2 separate regions of the Homo sapiens genome follow, and region 1 is linked to region 2. The links are chromatin loops, found by intact Hi-C in ENCODE. Cell type or tissue: pancreas. All regions are shown on one strand. Links, peaks and the distances in the headings refer to the core of each region. The heading gives the core; the rest is flanking DNA.

Region 1 (8,397 bases), core at 213-8,212, 970 kb after region 2:
TTTTTAGTTTTCATGGCAGGATATTTGGTCTTTTACTGTAGGCCTCAATGGGCTCTGATATGGCCCTTAGCAGATTCTACAAAAAGAGTGTTTCCAACCTGCTGAATCAAAATAAGTGTTTAAGTCTGTAAGATGAATCCACACAACAAAAAGAATTTTTACAGATAGCTTCTTTGTAGTTTTTATTGCAAGATATTCAATGTTTCAATATACTCATCCATGGGCTCCAAAATGTTTCTTGGTATATTCTACAAAAAGAACGTTTCCAACCTGCTGAATAAAAACAAAGATTTAGCTATGAGAGATTATTCCACACATCACAAGACCTTTTGACAGATAGCTTGTTTCTAGTTTTCATCATAGATAGTCAACTTTTCACTACAGGCCTCAATTAACTTTGGAATATCCTTTCATAGAATCTACAAAAAGAGTGTTTCCAGCCTGCAAACAAGGGTTAACCCTGTGAGATGGATCCACACATCCCAAACCATTTTCACAAATAGCTTGTTTCTCCTTTTCATCAAAGGATATTTGCTTTTTCCATATACTTCTCCATGGGCTCTGAAATATCACTTCACAGATTCTACAAAAAGAGTTTCCAACCTGCTGAATCAAAACAAAGGTTTAACTCTGTGAAATGAATCCACACATTTCAAAGCATTTTCACAGATAGCTTTTCTCTATTTTACGTTGCGGGATATTTGATTTTTTGCTATACTCGTCCACGGGCTCCAAAATGTCCTTTTGTAGATACTACAAAAAGAGTCTTTTTAATCTGCTCAATCAAAACAAATGTTTAACTCTGGGAGATGAATCTCTGCATGGCAAAGCATTTTTATAGATAGCTTGTTTCTAGTTTTCCTTGTGGGATATTCAGTTTTTCACTGTAGGCCTCAATGGGTTCTGAAATGTCACTCTGTAGACAAAGGGACAAACAGAGTGATTCCGTCCTGCTGAATCAAAACAAAGGTTTACCTTTTTGTGATGAATCCACACATCGCAAAGCATTTTCACAGTTTCTTTCTAGTTTTTATCGTGGGATATTCAGTGTTTTACTCTTGGCCTTAATGGACTCTGACATGTCCCTTCATAGATTCTATAAAAAGAGTGTTTCCAACCTGCTAAATCAAAACAAATGTTTAACTCTGTGGGAAGTATTGACACATCACAAAGCAATTTCACAGATAGCTTGTTTCTAGTTTTTATTGTGGGATATTTGGTTTTTCACCGTAGACCAAAATTGGCTCCAAAATGTACCCTTGCAGATTCTACAAGAAGAGTGTTTCCAACTGCTGAATCAAGACAAAGGATTAACTCTGTGAGATAAATATACACATGGCAAAGAGTTTTTAGTGATAGGTTGTTTCTAGTTTCTTTAGTGGGATATTCAATTTTTCACTGTAGGCCTCAATGGCCTCTGAAATGTCCCACAGAGATGGTACAAAAAGACTGTTTCCAATGTGCTGAATAAATACAAAGGTTTAACTCTATCAGATGAATCCAAACATCACAAAGCATTTTCACAGGTAGCTTTTTTCTAGTTTTTATTGTGGGATGTTTGGTTTTTCACTATTGGCCCTAATGGGCTCCAAAATATCCTTTCTTAGATTCTACAAAGAGACTGTCTACAACCTGCTTAATTAAAACAAAGATTTAACTCTTTGAGATGAATCCACACATCATAAAACATTTTCAGAGATAGAATTTTTGTTATTTTTATTGCAAAATATTCGGTTTTTTACTATAGGCATCAATGGGTATGAAATGTCCTTTGTATATTCTATTTAAAAAAGTTTTTTTTTAACCTGTTGAATAAATACAAAGGTTTAACTCTGTGAGATGAATCCACATATTGCAAAGCATTTTCAAAGATAGATTGTTTCTACTTTTTATTGCAGGATAATCAGTGTTTCACTATGGGCCTCAATGGGCTTCAAAATATCCCTTTGTAGATTTTACAAAAAGATATTTTCCAATCTGCTGAATCAAGACAAAGGATTCAATCTATGAGATGAATCCACACATTGCAAAAAATTTTTACTTAGAGGCTGTTTCTAGTTTTTATCATGGGATAATGGGTTGTTCATCAACGTGCTGAATCACAAAAAGGTGTAACTCTGTGAGATGGAATCACACATTGCAAATAATTTTCAGACACAGTTATTTGTTATTGCTATAATGGGATGTTCAACTTTTCTCTGTAGGCTTCAACAGGCTTCTAAAACTCTTTTCATAGATTGTACAGAAAGGGTGTATCCAAAGAGCTGAATCAAAACAAAGGTTTAATTCTGTGAGATAAATCCACACATCACAAGGTATTTTCACATATAGCTTGTTTTTAGTTTTTATTGTGTGATGTTCGGTTTGTCAATGGGCTCTGAAATGTTTCTTTGTTGAATCTACGAAAGGAAAGTTTTCAATCTGCTGAATCAGAAAAAAGGTTTAACTCTGTGAAATGAATCCACACAATGTAAAACATTTTCACAGATGGCTTGTTTCTAGTTTTTACCATGGGATATTCGGTTTTTCACTACAGGTCTCAATGACCTCCAAAGTGTCCCTTCTTAGATCCTCCAAAAAAATTGTTTCCAACCTGCTGAATAATAACAAAGGTTTAACTCTGTGAGCTGAATCCACACATGGCAAAGCGTATTCAGAGATATATTTTTTATTGTTTCTATTACAAAATATTGGTTTATTACTATAAGCATCAATGGGTGTGAAATGTCCCTTTGTATACTCTATAAAACAAGTGTTCACAATCTGCTGAGTAAAAGAGAGGTTTAGCTCTGTGAGATGAAATCACACATTGCAAAGCATTTTCAGACATAGTTTCTTTTTAGTTTTTATTGATGAACATTCGTTTTTTCACTATACTTCTCAATGGGTCTATGTACCTTTGTAGACTGTACAAAAAGAGTGTATCCAACTTGCAGAATCACAGCAAAGGTTTAACTCTGTCAGATAAATCCAAATATCACAAAGTGTTCTCACAGATCACTTGCTTCTAGTTTTTATCATGAGATATTCTGTTTTTCACTATAGGCCTCAATGGGCTCTGAAACATGTTTTCCTAGATTCTACAAAAAAAAGTGTTAACAATCTGCTGAATCAGAAGAAAGGTTTAACACTGTGAGATGAATCCGCAGATTGCAAAGCATTTTCACAAAAAGCTTTCTTTTAGTTTTTTTATTGAAAATATTCAGTTTTTCACTATAGGCCTCAATGGGCTTCCAAATAACTTTTCTGAAATTCTACAAAAAAAGTGTTTCCAACCTGCTGAATGAAAACAAAGGTTTAACTCTGTGAGATGAATCCACACATTGCAAAGCATTTTTACAAATAGGGTTTCTAGTTTTTATCGTGGGATAATCAATTTTTCACTATAGGCCTTAATGAACTACGAAAAGGCTCTTCATAGTTTCCACAGTTAAAGTGTTTGCAACCTGTTGAAACAAAACAAAGGTTTAACTCTGTGAGATAGATCCACACATTGCAAAACATTTTCACTGATAGCTTGTTTCTAGTTTCTATCACAGGATACACAGTTTTTCACTATATGCCTCAATGGGCTTAAAAAAGTTCCTTCGCAGATTCTACAGAAAGAGTTTTTCCAACCTACTAAAAAAAAAAAAGTTTAACTCTGTGAGATGAATTCACACATAGCAAAGTGTTTTCACTGATTGCTTGTTTCTACTTTATATCGTGAAATATTTGGTTTTTTAGTATAGGCCTCAATGGGCTCTGAAACTTTCCTTTTCAGATTCTACAAAAAGAGTGTTTTTAACTTATTCAATCTAAAGAAAGTTTTACCTTTGTAAGATGAATCCAAACATCACAAAGCATATTCACAGATAGCAAGCTTTTAGTTTTTATCACAGAATATTTTGTTTTTCACTATATGCCTCAATGGGTTCCACAAAATTTATTAGTAGATTCTACAAAAGGAGTGTTTCCAACCTGATGAATCAAAAAAAAGGTTTAATTCTTTCAGATGAGCCCACAAATCCGAAAGCATTTTCACAGATAGCTTGTTTCTAGTTTTTACCATGGGATATTTGTTATTTCACTATAGGACTGCATGGACTCCGAAATGTCTCCTCGTAGATCCTACAGAAAGAGTGTTTCCAAACTACTGAATTAAAACAAATGTTTAAATGTGTGACATAATTTCACATATCACAAAGCATTTTCACAGACAGCTTGTTTGTAGTTTTTATCACAGGATTTTCAGTTTTTCACTATAGGCCTCAATGTGCTTTGAAATGTCTCTTCTTAGATTCTGCAAAAAACATGCTTCCAACCTGCTGAATCAAAACAAAGGTTTACTCTGTGAGATAAATACACACATTCTAAAGCCTTTTGACAGACAGCTTGCATGAAGTTTTTATCAGGGGATATTATGTTTTTCTCAATGGGTATCAAAGGGCTGCCAAATGTCCCTTCACAGATTCTACAAAAAAAGTCTTAAAAACTGCTGAATCAGAACAAAGATTTAGCTTCATAAGATGAATCCAGAAATCGCAAATCATTTCACTGAAGGCTTGTTTCTAGTTTTTATCACAAGATAATCAGTTTTTTACTATAGGCCTCAATTTGCTCAAAAATGTTCCCTCGTAGATTCTAGAAAGAAAGTGTTTCTGACCTGCTGAATCTCAGGAAAGGCTAACTCTGTGAGATGAGATCAGACATCAGAAAGCATTTTCATACATAGCTTCTTTGTAGTTTTTATCCCAGGATATTCAGTTTTTCACTATATGCCTCAAAAAATTTTGAAATGTTCCCTCATAGACAGTACAAAATTATGAGAGGACATTTCAAATGAGGGGACATTTCAAAAGATTGTACAAATCTATGAGGGGACATTCCAAATGAGGGGACATTTCAAAAGAGTGTATCCAACCTTCTGAATCAAAACAAATGTTTAACTCTATGTAATAAATCCACACATCACAAAGCATTTTCACCATATCCCCCAAAAAGGAAACTCTTGTTCTCCTACTCCTATTGGAGGGCTGCATGATTCCTATAGGATGAAAAGCAGGCAGCCATGGCTGGCTTTTGCCTGGTAATCTAGGCTCTGTTTCATTTCATCTGCACGTCCTTTCTCATAGTGGAGAGGCTCTTTCATTGGGCTGTTGCTGGGTGGGACTGCCTCTCGCCACAGTTCTATTGGCTGCCGGGGATTTCAGGGAGCAAAAGGGACTTCGGGTAGGCAGGCCATGCTCCAGGTTGTGTATTATGATCTCGTTGTGGTGCCTGAGGTTGTTTGCACTTTGCAGGAGACTTTTGGGTCCTCTGACAGGAATCCTTGAACGTTGCTTGGACTCCAGCACAAGTCAGCTCGTTCTCTCATGCAAACCTTGATTTTCCTTTGTTTTCATGGGGGCGGGGGGGGTCAACAGTGCCCCTCAACAGCACTGCTGGACACCCTTTTCATGCTTGCAATCGCCACAGACGGCCTCTGAGACAATGTCTCAACCTCCTCTGCACCCGTGAGAGGCCAGTTCAAGGTGTGAGAACACTGCTACGCCTTGGACTTGCCTTTGCCGTAGTTCCTGCCTTTCCCAGAGAGCCCCTGCGAGGCCCAGGATGAAGGGAGGCAATGAGGTCAAAGGCCCGGCCATCTTTCGCTGACACCCGCCTCTGGGGTCTCAGGTATGAGTTCATCACCCAAAGACCCCTCAACAGGTCACCAGACTATATTCCAATCCCCATGGGACCCGATTCCTGAACGCAGCCTCTTTCGGGAAGGGAGTCAGAAGAGCAGTTTCCAGAGACCAACTCACACTCTCGAAATGCCTCCTTCTCCAGCGGGACCCGACCTTGGAGACGGTCCGAGGGGGCCCTAAGGTCGAGACTTTTAGGGTCCTGCAGTGGATTATCGTAGGCAGCCTTTTTCCTGATACCAGACCAGCTCTGCCTGTACCATTTTCCTCTGTTTAAGCAGGCTAACAGCTCTGACAGCTGGGCGCCCGAGACTGCCTCGCTAAAGCGCATGCGCTAGTCTCAGGGCGCCAGGCCTGAGCTGTAAATTCTGGCTAGCGTCACAATGAATGCCACCGTCACCTAGCGACAAATCCCTGCGGCTTGGCGGAGACAGAGAACTTTGTGGAGGTGCCTAGGCGGTGGACTCTCGCCTGTCTTCTCTGTGGGATCCACGGGATAGTCCCATGATCCTAGGAGAGGGCAGACGTGAGCCAGCCTGAAGAAACGCCAAGCAGGAGCCCCAGGAATAAACCGCAAAATCCCTAAGGATCCAAAAGGATCTGCAGGATGCCTCAGGCCTGCCTAGTCATCGTAGGGGTAAGTCTTTTTGAAACTTGCCCCACTGTGATTTTTAGATACAGCCCACCTGTGTTCCTCAGGGTTGCTCTCTCTTAGGTGGGGTTTCCTTCAGAAACATGCAGCCTCAGAAGCTGCCGGTCTGTGTGTTCTGTGGGAGTGTTACAAGTGTTGGAAGTCTGCGTGTGTGTGTGTGTGTATGTGCCTGTAAGTGTAGTCGACTTAAAGGAATGTGGCTAATGCACTGCAGCGCTTCTTTTTTTTTGAGTCTCCCAACCTTATGTTGTCCTGTCTGTGTGGCTCTGCTTGGTCTGCGCGGCTCGGTGCTCTTTATCTTTCTGTGGATCATGAATCCGCAGTGAATTCGGAGGCTGGCTGAGACCGGCCTGGGTCAAAATCACCTCCACTGCAAAAAAAAAAAAAAAAAAAAAAAAAAAAAAAGATGTTCTTCTAGAAAGAACAGGAGCACACCACACCCAAGAAAGGACATCTCCCAGTGTTTTACCGTCTTGCGTCCAAGTCAGGGAAAGACACTAGCAGTTCTGTCCGCAGGGCAGAATTTACATCGAATTCAGTTCCCAGCCGAGCAGGTACTTCCCGTCGTGAGGGGGCACTCCTCCATCATCTTCGGATTTCATTCAGGGACAGAAAGTGTGAGCAGCAATAAGGTCAGATAGGGGAGAGGATACAATCTGTTGTGGGGTGAATGAGGTCCCACACCTCTACCTGCAAAAAAGGTGAAGACAGATGAAGGTGCTTCCAGCTGCATCCCCTCAGTCCCTTAATTGCACAACCAGTACACCCATGGCCCGGTGTTCAGGTGGGAAAACTCCAAGGTGCAGGGAACATTTGGAGTGCAAACTGAGGCCATCCTGACAAACTCCCAATTTGGGGGCTTTTATACCTAGAGCCAAATGGAAGTGTGATGGGTTGATGCTGGGTGGGATGTGGCCACCGCACTTGCCTCTTCTTTTGCTGACTTCCATGTTCCTCATCGGCCTAGGGTTTCCTGGGGCTGGCTCAACGTCTTACACACTAAATGTTTCACAGTTCACAGAGGACGATCCTCATGGGAATCCATTACATGAGTGTTTTCTTCTAAACGCTGTCACGTTTTAATGACTGGCAGCTGTTATAATTTTAAAACCGTAAATTCCCATTACATTCACCAACAAGGAAACTCTTGTTCTCCCACTTCTATTGAAGGGCTGCATGATTCCTATAGGATGAGTAGCAGGCAGCCATGTCTGGCTTTTGCCTGGTAATCTAGGCTCTGTTTCATCTCATCTGCACGTCCTTTCTCATTGTGGAGGTTCTTTCATTGGGCTGTTGCTAGGTGGGACTGCCTCTCGCCATAAATCTTTTGGCTGCGAGGGATTTCAGGCAGCAAAAGGGACTTCAGGTAATCAGGCTGCCCTCCAGGTTGTGGGTCGTGGTCTCCTTTTGGGGCTGAGGTTGTTTGCACTTTGCAGGAGGGTTTTGGGTTTTCTGACAGGAAGCTTTGAACATTGGTTGGACTCCAGCGCAAGTCAGCTCGTTCTCTCAGGCAAGCCTTGATTTTTGTTGGCTTTCATGGGGGGTCAACAGTGCCCGTCCACAGCACTGCTGGGCACCCTTTTCAGGCTTGCAATCACCACAGACAACCTCTGAGACAATGTCTCAACCTCATCTGCAGCCATGAGAGGCCAGTTCGAAGTGTGAGAACACTGCTCTACCTTGGACTTGCATTTGTCGCGGTTTCTGCCTTTCCCAGAGATCCTCTGCGAGGCCCGGGATGAAGTAAGGCAGTGAGGCCAAGGGCCCGGCCATCTTTTGCTGACACCCGCCTCTGGGGTCTCAGTTTAGATTCCATCACCCAAAGACCCCTCAACAACTCACCAGACTATATTCCAATCCCCATGGGACCCGATTCCTGCAAACAGCCTCTTTCAGGAAGGGAGTCAGAAGAGCAGTTTCCAGCAACCAACTCACACTCTTGAAACGCCTCCTCCTCCAGCGGGACCCGACAACAGAGACGACCCGAGGGGGCCCTAAGGTCAAGACTTTTAGGGTCCCGCAATGGGTTATGGAAGGCAGCCTTTCTCCCGATACCAGGCCGTCTCTGCCTGTACC
Region 2 (8,397 bases), core at 356-8,355:
GTTGAGGCTGCAATGAGTGCCACAGCACTCCAGCCTGGGTGACAGAGTGAGACCCTGTCTGTTTAAAAAAAATAGAAGTAGGCCAGGCACGGTGGCTCACGCCTGTAATCCCAGCACTTTGGGAGGCCGAGGCGGGTGGATCATGAGGTCAGGAGCTCGAGACCATCCTGTCTAACACGGTAAAACCCCGTCTCTACTAAAAACACACAAAAAATTAACCGGGCGTGGTGGCAGGTGTCTGTAGTCCCAGCTACTCGGGAGGCTGAGGCAGGAGAATGGCATGAACCCGGGAGGCGGAGCTTGCAGTGAGCCGGGATCGCACCACTGCACTCCAGCCTGGGCAATAGAGAGAGAATCGTCTCAAAAATAAATACAATACAATCAATACAATAGAATACAATACAATAGAATACAATACAATAGAATACAATACAATAGAATACAATAGAATACAGTACAATACAATACAACACAACACAACACAACACAACACAACACGTAGTGATAACAGTGAAGCACAGATGGCGTTTGTTCAGGTTTGTTTTCCGTTCTGCAGGAGCAGCAGCACTGGCCTGTCGACAGTGCAGGTGGCTGGCAATGGCCTTGCTGACCTCGAGCCGGGCCCACGTGGGGACCTTTGGAGCACAGCCTACGATCCTGGTGCAAGGAATGTCCCATTCTTCTGATGCTCTGGGAGGGCTGAGCATCACTTGTGGGTCCCCCTGCCCTGTCATGGCCTCTTAAAGCCTGAGCATGGGGCCTGCCCCACAGTGTGGGAGCCTGGGGCCAGAGTCCCACCGATCTGACCCCTTTTGTGCTGGGGATTTTGTGTGCATGGACTTGTTTGGTCTTCACGGCTACCCAGCAACCTGGGTGTGTTGTCATCAACCCCATCTTAGGAGTGAGTAAACTGAGGCCTGGTGGGATAGTGACCTGCTCAAGGTCACGAAGGACTGTCCTGGGAGCATGGCTTTGTCTTTACAACTCCGGACCCTTGCTCATCCTTTCCCAGAGGTCATGGCCCCTTCACCCGTTCATAGGACGTCAAAGGAGGAAACCGAGGCTTGCACAGAGAGGGAGTGTGGCTCGCCCCCAGGCTGGCACGGGCCGACGCTGTGGTGGTTTCTCCACTGAGGTGCGGGGAAGGCAGGAGCTGGGACCCAGGCTGGGGGCCTGACTCTGCTGCTGCCCTGGTGCGTCACCTCAGGCGTGTCCTGGGGCCCCTGGTGTCAGCATCTGCACTGGACAGTCTCTGGGGCACCCTCCAGCCTGAGCAGCCTGCTGCGGGGGCTGTACTGTGCTCAGTGAGCCTGGCTGCCCCTTCAGACAGAGGAGAGTGCTGGGGCTGGCTTCAAGCAGGCCTCTTTGTTTCTTCTTTTCTTTAAATTGCCTGCACTTGAGTAGCCTTTATCACACAGTGCAGGAATCTCAAAGGGACAAAAAGGCAGTCTCTTGTTTCTCCTCGGAATACTCTGCACACTCCAGCATTTTCTTTCCTTCTTCTTCTCATTTTTTTTTTTTGAGACAGTGTCTTGCTCTGTTGCCCAGTGGCACAGTCATGGCTCACCACAGCTCAGACGATCCTCCCACCTCAGCCTCCCAGGTAACTGGGACTACAGGCACGCACCACCACGCCCACTACATTTTTGTTTTGTTTTATTTTTTGTAGAGACAGGATTTTGTCATGTTGCCCAGGCTAGTATTGAACTCCTGAGCTCAAGGAATCCACCCACCTTGGCCTCCCAAAGTGCTGGGATTACAGGCATGTGCTAATTTTTGTATTTTTAGTAGAGACAGGGTTTCACCATGTTGGCCAGGCTGGTCTCAAACTCCTGACCTCAAGTAATCCTTCTGCCTTGGCCTCCCAAAGTGCTGGGATTACAGGCGTGAGCCACCTCACATGGTCTGACCGGCATTTTCTTTCTCACACTGCTGTACTCCTGCTGCTCTTGGCTCTTCCTGTCCCTGGGAGGCCACTCCTCGCATCCTGCTGAGGACCTGCAGGATCCTCACCAATTCCATGTGCCAGCCTTTTGATTCTATAAACCCTGGGCCTCAGTTTCCCCATCTGCAGCATGGAGATCACATTAGTACCTGCCTCAAGGGGTTGCTGAGAGGATCAAATGAGATGTAATGAAAGAAATTTGCATAGGCCAGGCACGCAGAGGACACCCCAGGACACCCCAGCACATAGTAGGTATTCACTAAATGTTAGTGGGTGTTGTAGTGTGGGGGTAAGCTGCTCAACGTGGAATTTCTGGATGCAGAAGAATGGGCATTTTGATGGCCATGGGGCATGGAGGACCCAGACCGGTGAGGTCTGGCCATGGGAGGCCAGGCTGCACCCTGATGCCCGCAGCCACCTGCTGTGGGCCCCCTGTCTTTCACGTGCCTTGTGCCCCAGCCACTCTGCCCGGGGTCCTCCCGTGTTGCCTCCTTCCCTCTCCAGCGAGGCCCGTGCCTCTGGCCCTTCCCTACGTCCTTCCCTCCAAAGCACAAGTGGTTCCATGTTGCAGGCGGGCCATGGTTGTCTCTGCTGGGCTGTTGGCATTGGGCGGGAGGACCCTCTGGCAGCCATGGTTGCCCCTGTGCAGCTGAGCATCTGGCCTCCCCACCGGATGTTAGGGGTGCTCCCGAGCCATGCTGGTCCGGAGCATCACCGGGGAGGGGGCGCTGCCAGGTGGATAGTCTGGGGATCCCCCGTTCTCTGCAGGTGAGGAAGTCCCTGTAGGGTAGAGAGGTGGGGAGGGTGTGAGGCCCTGGAGGCCAGGCCCTGGCCAGGTGGCCTTGCACAGCCGGGCAGAGGCAGGGCAGGGCTGTGGAGGGCAGAGCCTTGGTCACTCCTCCTCACCCTAGCCTGCTGCACACCTACAAGGTGAGGATAGAGAAGGTAGGGCCTGCAGTGGCCGTGTATGAGGCCAGATGGCACAGCCTGGGCCTGGCATGGAGCAGGCACTTGGTTAGATGGGAGAACCTTCCCCTTGTCCTGCATCCTCTCCAGAGCCCAGGACAGGGGCCCCAGAACCTCAGGGCAAGGGGCCCTGCCTGAAGGTGCATGGCCACCCCCTGCTGCCCACAGGTGCTTGGCAGTGGCGTCTGCAGTACCTCAGGACCTCTGATGGCACCTGTCCTGGGGAGAGGGGCCAGTGTCTGGCAGGTCGCAGCCAAACACATCCATCCACACCGTCGAGGTACATCTGCCCACGCAAAAGCCTGTGCCCACTTCTCGGGGCCTCAGTTTCCCCCGTGCCATGGAGCGCATTGGCCTTGTTGCTGTCCCTCTGAGGGACCCTGGGGAATAGAGGTGGCCTGGGGCAGGGCGGCGCCTCTTGCTGCTCACATCTCCCAGCCCTTGTGGCTCCTTCCCTGGCAGGCCCAGAACTTCTGCAGTAGAACAGGGACCTCCTGGAACATCCGGAAGTCAGGTGAGGGCAGTGAACTAGGAGCAGGGATTACTTCTGTTGTCAGAAACCTGGTGATGCTCCTGCATGTGGCATGGTGTGGGGCTGACTTTATGAGTGGAGGCGGAGCAGGGGCTGCAAGGAGGGGTTGTCATCTTGCCCCTGTGGGTGACCCTTAGAGGGTCACACAGCTTGGTCTCCCCAGGCCCAGGGTAGAGGGAGCAGCCGAAGTGGGGGCCCTGCCCTCAGGCTGTTGCTGTTTGGACGTTGGAGCCAGACAGACCTGCCTTTATGGCCACTCCTCACCAGACGCCCACCGTGTGGCCTCTCTAAGTCACCTCTTCTCCCGCATGCTTGATACAACAGATAAGTGAACCTCCCCTACTCCCTTGTGGAGTCACTGAGAGGGTGGACAGGGGTGGTCTGGGGCTGAGGGTGGTGTTCTCTTGGGAGCTGTGCACTTCCAGATGGCCCCATCTAATCTCCACGCGCCAGGCACTGCTATGGCATGACGCTGATAACCCGGGGAGGTTTGTCTGTAATCTCCACTTTACATATGTCCAGAGAGGTGAAGCCACTTGCCTGAGGGCACACAGCTAGGAAGGGGCAGAGTTGCAGTTGAGCCCAGGCCTTGGCTCCAGAGTGAGTGCTCACAGGTGACCTGCTGACTGGCTCTCTGAGATGGTAACTGCAGAACGGCCACCTGTGGGACTCCACAGCAGAGAAGCCATCAGGCCACAGGGAGAGCCGGTCACTGGGGCCTGCGCAGTCAGGCAGCCTCTCTGAACTGGTGAAAGGCAAGACGACGTAGTAGCTAGGACAGTCACAGGGAAGAGCATTTCAGGCAGAGGGAAGGGCATGTGTGAAGGCCCTGCGGTGGGAAAGCAGGTGTCTCATTCAGAGAAGGGCTCACTCAAGGGTCGGGGGCTCTAGTTGGGGGTGAGTGGGAGGAGATAGGGCAGAGCTGCCACGGCCAGTGAGAGTTGTGTTCTAGTCTGGGGGTGCCTCTCTTTACCTGTGGTGTAGCCTCAGGTCAGTGGCTGAATTCTGGTCAGTTTCAGTTTCCTTGCCCCTGCCTGGGGGCTGCTATGAGGCTGGAGTATGTGGAGGACACCCCAGGACACCCCGTGCTGAGAGCCGGGACAGGCGGGCTTATCGTGGGTTGCCAGTGGCCGCCGAGAGCCTCTGTTTGTTGTGGTGATGGTTGCCACAACGGCTGCACCTGGGCAGCCCTGGGCTGCCTGGCCATCTGGGCCCAGCTCTGACGTCTGCAGCAGCCTGAGGCCTGTTTCTAGGCTGTCTCCATGACGGCCTCACCCACTCCCTCTGACAGCTGGGTGGCTTCCCCATGGAGCCTGTGGCCCTCCTGATGCAGGCTTGGTGTCCCCAACAGGCCGGTGGATGCAGAGGCCAGTCCATATACCACCCAGGCCTGCGAGGAGCGTGGTCCCCACCCATCCAGCCCATATGTGCAAGTGCCCTTGACAGGTGGGGAAACTGAGGCTTGGTGAAGGGGGGGCCACATGATACAACATTCCCAAATCCCAAGGCATGAGGTGGGTGGCAGGCTGGGGCCAGAGGGACCAAGAGCAGAGAGAGTGCAGGGAGGGTGTGGCGTGGACCCCACAGGGAAAGGGTGGGACTCAAGGGGCTGGGGGCAAGGTCAAGGCCCAGGGTCTCTGTGCAGAGCTTTAATTTTTAACAGAAAATATTTTATATTCTGGTTACGAAAAGCCTGACATCAGGAATAAAAGCTACCTATAATTCTCATTACTTAGGGCAGTTTTTTTTTTCACCTCTGCAGAGAGGCTGGTCATATCCATGGTGACCATTTATGGGCCACAACAGGTCCCCATCTGCGCAGTGAACCCTGTGCTGAGCACCTTGCAGACGTGATCTTGCTTCGTCCTGCAGCACTGTGCGGGGCAGGTGGGTGGCATTTCTGCCTCGAGCTGTTTTGTACATGAGGAACCCAAGGTGCAGAGGAGGGCACCATGCCAGGGTCGCAGAGCTGGAGTTTACCACGGCTGCGCCACTCCAAGCCCAGAGCCTCAGAAGTTCAGAGACTTTGGCCCAGAGGCAGGATAGAAGTGGCCTCAGAAGCTGCTGGCCCTGTGTGCCATGGTTTTTCCTGTTAGAATGTGCTGAGCCTCTGCATCTCCAGACTCTGTTGCCGTTTCTTGTTGAGCACGAGACTTGGGCCCCTCCTTCCGCCTCAGGGAGGGCTCCCTGTGGCAGGGGTGCTGTGAGCCATGGCCTGGCCTGTTGGGGTCTGCGAGTCAATAAACTCAGGAGTGACTCCTGGCCAGACCCCTGACTTGCTGTGCAGCCTGGGGCAAGTGGCTTCACCTCTCTGAGCCTGTTCCCCAAGTAAAGTGAGGTTGGGAGCCCCTCCCTGTAGGGCTGTGGGAGTATCTGGAGTCACAGATGAGAAGGGCCCTGCCTGTGGCCGGTGCTGTGGCTGTGACAGACTCGCAGTGAGACCCATGCGGTCCCTGACAGCCAGGGTGTTGCTGCATCTTAAAATGAGATAAAAACGCTGCGCACAGGAGTAGTGACTAGGCGATTGATTCATGGGGTGAGCAGTTAGCAGGCAGGCACCCAGTGCATGTGGCGGCAGCTGCTGCTGCTGCTGCTGCTGCTGCTTCTGTCTGTGGACGCTGTTGTTTCCTGAAGCCTCTGGGGCCTGGCAGCGGGGTCCCCGGGGTGGCTTTGGTGGAAAGGCTGCAGGTATCTGCTTGCCTGGCTCCTGCACTCTGCCCACCTGCCCCAGGATGGACCCTGGGACCCCTGTCCCTGCCAAGGCTATTCTGTTTCCTGTTGTTCTGGCCTTGTCTTCCCAGTAGCGGTAACCACCCTTCGCCCTCCATCTGGGCTGGGTTGGCTGCTGGGCCCCGGTGCGTGGCTCTGAGATGGGGCCACAAGTCTGTGTTGCACCGTGGCCAAGGCTGGATCTGAACCTGGCTTGGAGGCGGCTTCAGAGACTGGGGTCTTCTTGGCAGGCGGCAGCAGGGCCATGGGCAGTTTCTAAGCCCCAGTACCAGCAGCCAGGGTGAGCCAGCAGCAGGGAGTGGCGGGTGGTGGGTGAGGGCCAAGATGTGGCAGGATCATGCTTGGGAAATGATGAGGCAGAAGCTCCCACAAGGGCAGGCATGTGGCCAGCATGTCTGTACTGGGTGGTCTCCGGGAGCCGTGTCACTCCCAGCCCTGCTGCCTGATGGTGCCAGAGCACCAGGTGACCCTGGCATCTCTGATCCTTGCTTCTCCTGCCTGTGGAATGGCGGCTATGCCTTATTCAAAGGGCGGCCCTGACTACAGGGAGCTCTCTCTGCATGCCAGCCCCACTGTGCCTGGAGCCCCAGAAATGCTGACCCTCCGTTAGTACCAGCTGAGTGCTGTGCACCTGGCCAGGCTCTTGTAGCCAGCCTGAGAGGTGTGGACACTGGGGCCTCTCGCCTGTCCCTAGGGGTGGAGTGAGGAAGGTACTGCCCCGGGACTCTGGCCTGCCTGGTGCAGGGGAGGGGAGAGAGCCAGCGCTTTTCAGGGGAGGGAGAGAAACGGGCATCGGGTGTCGGCCTCCAGGGTGAGCAGGGCCCAGCAGAGCTAGCCTGGAGGGCAGCCCGGGCTGGAGTCCCCGCCTGCTCCACCGCCTGTTGCCCTTTCTGGGGGCCTGGCCTTCCTCATCTTGGATGCAGTATGAGCCCCATCCTGCTACCTGCAGCTAATGAAGCCCCTGTACAGTGGCTGCTGCAGGTGCTGGCTGGACCCCCGCTGGGCCCCTTCTCACCCCACATCCCATTGACTAGTCAGGCAGGGCAGTGAGGACACCTCACAGATGGGGAAACTGAGGCCCAGGGAGGTACTCAAGATGTGCCCAGTGGGCAGGGCTGAGATAAGGCCCTGGAGTCCAGCCTCCAGGCCTGGGTCTGTCCTGCTCTGCTCCCCTGCAGGGCTGGTGGGCCTCCTTCCCCCTTTGAAGGCCTAACGGCCTGGCTTGGAGAGAGGGGGCTCCCGGCATGGGTGATGGCAGAGGCTGGCACCCTTGTGGGCCAGGGCCTGATGGCTCATGGGAGTGCAGGGGACATTGATGTCAAGGGATAGGCCAGACGCCTCACCTTCTCTCCATTCTAGGAAAATCCAAGAGGAAGAAGGATCTACGGATATCCTGCATGTCCAAGCCACCCGCACCCAACCCCACGTGAGTCTGCCTCAGTTTCTCCCTGGCTCACCCTGGAGAGGCTTCCCGAACAGGGCTCAATGGAAGGAGTGAGAGGCAGGTGGGGCCAGCCCTGCTTTACCTCGTCCTGTCCTGGGCAGCCCCTGCTGTGCATACAGCCAGGTGACGGCTGCTGGGGGTTCATGCAGCACCATTTGCTCTGCTCTGCTCACTTCTCACCCTGTCTTGGAGGCTCGATGAGGCCGTGCCCAGCTCAGTGTAGATGCTCAGCAGCCAGTGAGAGGAGGTGGCCGGAGAAGGCGCCTCCGGGGCAGGAGGCACCTCGTCCCCACGCCAGGCCCCACACTGGCCCATCTACTGCTGCACTTGGGGAAGGGTGTGGTTCTCTCTGAAGCTCACGGAGTCTTCTTTCTCCACAGACCCCCCCGGAACCTGGACTCCCGGACCTTCATCACCATTGGAGACAGAGTAGGTGCCAGCCGCCACCCCTGCAGGGCCTCTCACTTCACCTGACGAGCGGGTAGAGCTGACCCTGCAGGGCCACTTTGGGGGGAGGTGACTGAGGGGTCAGAGAGGGTCAGGCTCTGGAGAAGAGCCTCGTCCTGCGCTGCTGGCTGTGTGGCCCTGGGCCACCCACTCTTTGACCCTCCTGGTGGGAATGAGGACCATCGGCTGCCTGACTGGAGCTTGGCGAGCCCAGAGCTGGTAGGAAGGTTTCTGAGCTGAGAGCAAGGCCCTGCACCTCATCCTAGCCCTAGGGGAGAGTATTGAACATGCAGGCTCCTAGGCCGCCCTGGACCCGCTGGATCACTCCCTCAG

Evidence for each region. Hi-C counts contacts between places; a loop is a spot of excess contacts. Peaks named below come from ENCODE experiments on the same cell type or tissue, not always from the same donor. Only the 100,000 strongest peaks of a DNase experiment are listed, where the experiment ranks them.
Region 1: it touches region 2 in a loop (12-fold over the local background); 1 of 110 quality-filtered maps calls a loop at or near these places.

The regions. Positions count from the first base shown.
Region 1 is chr17:22,260,363-22,268,759 of GRCh38, forward strand. It overlaps LINC02002 (long intergenic non-protein coding RNA 2002), which reads right to left and starts at 5,996. Exons shown (of 7, transcript NR_187277.1): 1 at 5,790-5,996. It overlaps LOC105371597 (a long non-coding RNA gene), which reads left to right and starts at 6,102. Exons shown (of 2, transcript NR_188343.1): 1 at 6,102-6,306. In pancreas, for the core only: no CTCF peak of the experiment used is centred there; no DNase peak of the experiment used is centred there.
Region 2 is chr17:21,290,881-21,299,277 of GRCh38, forward strand. MAP2K3 (mitogen-activated protein kinase kinase 3) reads left to right here. Exons shown (of 12, transcript NM_145109.3): 2 at 7,533-7,599; 3 at 7,998-8,046. Among named protein-coding and RNA genes, the nearest start is that of MAP2K3, 10 kb to the left of the region's middle. RefSeq lists enhancers at 5,853-6,392, 6,553-7,054, 7,055-7,554. In pancreas, for the core only: no CTCF peak of the experiment used is centred there; DNase peaks (open chromatin) are centred at 4,731, 5,391, 6,631, 7,411 and 11 weaker places.